Linked DNA regions of Homo sapiens: region 2 is linked to region 1. A link is a loop called in an ENCODE intact Hi-C map of the cell type or tissue named here. Cell type or tissue: PC-3. All regions are shown on one strand.

What was found. A loop is a pair of places that touch in the nucleus more often than their neighbours do. Peaks named below come from ENCODE experiments on the same cell type or tissue, not always from the same donor. Only the 100,000 strongest peaks of a DNase experiment are listed, where the experiment ranks them.
Region 2: it touches region 1 in a loop (2.0-fold over the local background); 2 of 110 quality-filtered maps call a loop at or near these places.

What each region holds. Positions count from the first base shown.
Region 1 is chr14:68,694,329-68,696,828 of GRCh38, forward strand. No RefSeq gene overlaps it. Among named protein-coding and RNA genes, the nearest start is that of RAD51B-AS1, 10 kb to the left of the region's middle. In PC-3, no CTCF peak of the experiment used is centred here; a DNase peak (open chromatin) is centred at 1,213; H3K27ac peaks cover 2,500 bases.
Region 2 is chr14:68,308,760-68,311,259 of GRCh38, forward strand. The region is part of intron 8 of RAD51B (RAD51 paralog B); the gene reads left to right. Among named protein-coding and RNA genes, the nearest start is that of RAD51B-AS1, 380 kb to the right of the region's middle. RefSeq lists an enhancer at 459-528. In PC-3, no CTCF peak of the experiment used is centred here; a DNase peak (open chromatin) is centred at 1,072; H3K27ac peaks cover 264 bases.

The DNA of each region.
Region 1 (2,500 bases):
AAGGAAATGGAAGACAAAAGAAAGAGCAGAGCAGGGGAGCCAATGGTCCCCTGAGTCTTCATGTTTATGAGGCTACTTGGGACCTAGGAGTTCAATAACCTGCCATCCACACATTTCACACAATACAATTGACTCCGTGCAATAGATGTGTTCCCAGAAGCTGTCTGGGAACAGCTAAAATTTGAGTAATAATTTTATGTGGTGTTTTCATACAATTTGGATAATCTGGATAATTGTTACATATCGTGGTTTGGCTTAAAGCCAGGGTTACCCCTAACAATAACAGAAGTGTTGACTGCTTGGGGCCTGGCACCTCCCACTTGGACCTGCGGTTTGTGAAAGGCTCCTCCTAGGTCTTGGCCCCCTACTTGTCTTCCCTGGAGTCTTCTGTCCTGGTAACTGCTCCAGAGTCATCCTCACAGCGTCTTCCTCCACACCCTCTGTTGAGCACCCAAAGCTCAGGATGTGCCACAGGAAGCAGGGAGAGAAGACGCCACCCTGCCTTCAAGGAGCTCCCCTGGGAGCTGGGTCTCCCCAGATGCATTTCTGGGGATGTCTGTGAAGCCCATAGCTGGGCAGCCCAGACCGCCCCACACAGGAGGCGCTGGGCTCACCAGCTAAGGGTGGGAGCTCCACCTGGTCAGATCTTGCTCCAGGTCACTTTTAAGATTGCAGTGCAGGCACTGGGCACTGGCCTGCCCGAAGCCTGCCTTATCCAGGGACTCATTTCCTGGCTTTGCTTCTCCTCTACCCAGCTTATGAGAGGAGTGCTAGGAGAGGGAGGGAAAACAGAAATCTAAACTTGCTCAGGGGTCCTATTTTGTATCTTCCCTCTGAGCTTTTTTGGTTTCAACCAAAGCATATTCCCCCTCTTTTCTGTGGACTCAAAACCCATGCCCCTCACTTGGACCGGGCCTTCCTCTTCCCGCTTTGTCCACCAGCCTCAAGTCCCATGATAGAATCTCCTGGATAGTGTTTCTTTAACTGGGCTCGAGCCCCACAGTAAAGTCTTGGTCCTCCGCCGGCCAGAGCCCACATCTCTGATTCAGCAACAGGGGCAGGTGTTCAGGGCAATCTGGGTTAGGTCCACTGAAAACCAAAGGAAATAACATTGGTCTGATTCAAGGCCTTCAGAAATGAGTCAGCCCCCGAGCCCATCAACCATCACTGTTACTCAACATCACACCCACGTTATTCATGAAGTATTGTCTTCAGCTTACTAGACAACAGAGCCCCACCAGACTCTGGGAGGCTGAGGATGACTTATTGGTCTGCTGTGGGCTCAACATCAAGTACATACCTTACCTCTGTCCAAAAACTGGAGTGGAAGAGCGCTGAGTCAGGAAGGCTCATGCCCCGAGGCGTCTTCCCACAAGCCTCTGGTCACCCTGAACAGTCTGTTCTGGATTTCACACCTTGGAAAAAAGTCCTCTATGAGTACAATGAGTGGAAAGAGTCTTAGAGGAAGAGTTGGGGCCAGGTGGCCAGGTATGTGCAGCACCTCTGCCCAGCCCTCCTTGGCCCACAGTCTTAGGCTGGTAGCCTGCATCCTATGCAATAGCCAATGTTACTCTTGTTTTTCATTCCTTCTAAATGATCCAACTGAGGACCTGCCAAGTTGAAGTTGGATGTGACTTTCCTTCCTATGGGGTAGAGGGGGACTTTTCTGGGTGTAGTGGGAAAACACTGTGGCCAAACACATGACTCTGGAGTCCCAGAGGCTTGGACTCAAAGTTCCAACCCTGCCATGTACCAGCTCAGCAAGTGACTTATCCTCTCTCAGCCTGTTTCCTCTTTGATAAAATGGGGATAATAACACTGTCCATCTGTAAGACTGTTGTGAGTTTTCAATGTCATAGTGCACATAAATGCCTGGCACCTCGTGAGTGCTCCCTCAACGGCCCTGCCAGTGTTGTTGCCACTGTTATTATTATTTTAGTTAGTACCACTCTCACTACCATTCTCCCTAGGCCGGAGTCTTCTTTCACATGAGACCCTTGTCTTCCTGATTCTGGTATCCTCAGCACACAGGCACAGTCGGGTGCAGTGAGTGGTAGTCCAACATAACTTCTGAAGGGGAGGAGCCCCAGAGAGAGGGAATGGCATGTTCAAAGGTCCTGCGGTGGGAAGGTGCATGGAAAATTTGAAGAAAATGGTATAGAAAAAAGTCCAATCATTAGCTACAGGCCCCCAGCAGCTGCTTTAGCCAATCCTCCAACCTCCTCATTGGCATGGCAAGACCACAGAAGCCTGGAGCCCTGATACCTACTCCAGCCCTCTGCTCCTCTCACTGACCAGGAAACTTCCCTTAAGACAGAAGCCCTAAGGTCATCTGAACCCCAGAAGACCCAAGGAAGCAGAAATATACCAAATGAAGATCCTGAGGCCTTTGTGTTTAGTTACCATAAAAAAATAAGTCCCCAAACCTGGCTATTTGTACTTGGCATTGGATAATTCGAAGGTGATTGAGGAAGGTACTGGGGAAGGAAGCCCAGGCAGG
Region 2 (2,500 bases), 390 kb before region 1:
CATTTTCTTCTTCAGAAAAGAGACTGTTTAGCTTTCTGCCACCCAAGTCAGTCATCCTCAGCCTGAACAATGGAGCTTAATGTTCTCCATCTTCCTAAGAGTTAGTGTCTGTTGTTATGAAAGTGAATTGAAACCAAATGTACTTTCTATTGGAAAAGCTGCCCTTGCTCTCAGCTCATGGACAAAACTGAGAGAGAAGGCTCTTACAAAACAGAGGGAAAAATCCTCGCTGTCATGTCATAACACCAGTTATTTCACTGTTAGACCTATGAACATATCTTTGATGCAACACTACACTATTTGATGATGTTTCTGTGTCACTTAAGATGGGCGTTTCATATTTATCTCTTAGAAATGTTAGCAGATTTTTTTCACGAGTTATCTTGCTTATGGACTGGAAAAGCTATTCTTACAGTAAGACCCTTCATTAACTGAGAAGGCATAAAAGATAGCTCATGTTCTCCACCAAGAAAGGAAGCTCTGTTTCTCTCTGTCTGATGGGAAGCATTTGAGACAGAGCAGCTTCATGAAGTGTGGATGTCTGTTACCCACTTCCCAGTTTTTAAAGTAAAAGCCAAGTCAATGGCACTGGTACTTGTAGTGAAATGAGCCACAGAGGCATCATTACTCATCACCATCACGACTCAAGGATCAGCAAATGAGAGTCCTGAAGGTAAAGAATGTTTATTTTCAGGTAGAGAAGAAAGAAAAATCACGGAGAGGTAGAGAAAAGTGAAGGGCAAAGGAAGAATCCAGCAGACATTAAGCAACACTGTATCTTCCAAGATCATAAAGCCAAATAGTTCCTGCTAGATTTAACTTTTATTATTTTGGGAGATGAAAATCACTGGGGCATGGAGTTCTCATTCTGCATTTAGGAACTTCCATAATATTTTAATAATAACAATAATGATAATAATGCCAATCACTTTAATTAAATCTCCCTAAATAAGCATCTTTTAATGCAGTGTTGTTTGCTGTAAAACATCCCAACTAATGGTAGAGGCTGGATGTCTGCCAAAGACATGGTGAGGGAACCGCCACAGAGCCGCTGGTATTGGACCCTGGCAGAGCTGGTTCCTCTAGCCAAAGGAAGTGAATAATCATGGGGAAGTGGTTATTCCAGCTGTGACACTCAGGAAATTTCAGTAGAATGTGATGGCCTTATATATGGAATATTCTTAGACATACTAGGATGGCACATGTAAATTATCATGGGAAACATAATTTGAGGAATACAGAAGATTATAAGGTATTATTTGATTCAGGTTTTTTTATGTTAGTTTGGAGCCATTGTCAGGCATGGAAATACTTTCATTGATATTCCTGTCTTCTATAATTCAAGGCCTTAATAATAAACTGGTTTTGAATCAATCAGTTGTCTGATAGACGGCTCCTGGGAAGACTGGAGAGCCTTATGAGGGTGCCCACCTCTCTCCTGTGTAAAAGGCCCTTCACTCTGGCAGCTTCACTCTTGGGTGGTGTTGGGTAGAAGTAAGATCAGATACCCTGCTCACTGTAGGATGGAAGGGATCACATCAAAGCTCTGAGGGCTGTTTTCCCCTTAGGCATCCAAACCTGATTTCCTCTTATCACCTGATATGAATTTTCGACTGTTTCACTTTTTCCTTCTCTGTGCTTGTGTTTTTTACAAAACCATGAAGCCTGTAAACCACACGGTAGATATGATCACAACAATATTAGTGGAGAACCCCATGCTGTTGTCAGTATCACCATCATAGGTATGAGTGCTTGATGCAGGGTGTGAGGGGGAAGGGGGCAGTCTTTTTAAAAAGCAGGTCACGGCTGGACGTGGTGGCTCACGCCTGTAATCCCAGCACTTTGGGAGGCCGAGGTGGGCAGATCACTTTAGGTCAGGAGTTCAAGACCAGCCTGACCAACATGGTGAAACCCGTCTCTATTAAAAATACAAAAATTAGCTGGGTGTGGTGGTGCACATCTGTAATCCCGGCTACTCGGGAGGCTGAGGCAGGAGAATCACTTGAACCTGGGAGGCAGAGGTTTCAGTAAGCAGAGATCACGCCACTGCACTCTAGCCTGGGCCACAGAGCAAGACTCCATCTCAAAAAATTAATTAATTAATTAAAAATTAAGAAGCAGATTACCTTTGAACCTGTTTAGATAGTGGTCTTCCATCCATCACCTCTTAACTCCTCATCTCCCATTTTCCCAACCCCACACACCTCATCTTTGCATGGATGAAGTGCAGTCTCTCCAGAACGTTTTTGTGAGTGGAGGGATGCAGAGTAGATTGTCGGTGCCATGTCTACGTTGTTAACTGCAGTCCAACATGTAATCTAGTTAAAAAAAGAAAGAAAAGAAAAACCCATAAAATAAATTTTAATAGACTACCCCTAGGCAACTTTGAAGAGGAAATCATTGCAAGAAAATGAGACTTACTAAATAGGCCATTTGAGAAGCAGGCAATGGCTATTTTAAAGGCTTGAGGTTTTAATATATGTATATGCCTTTTTTCCCT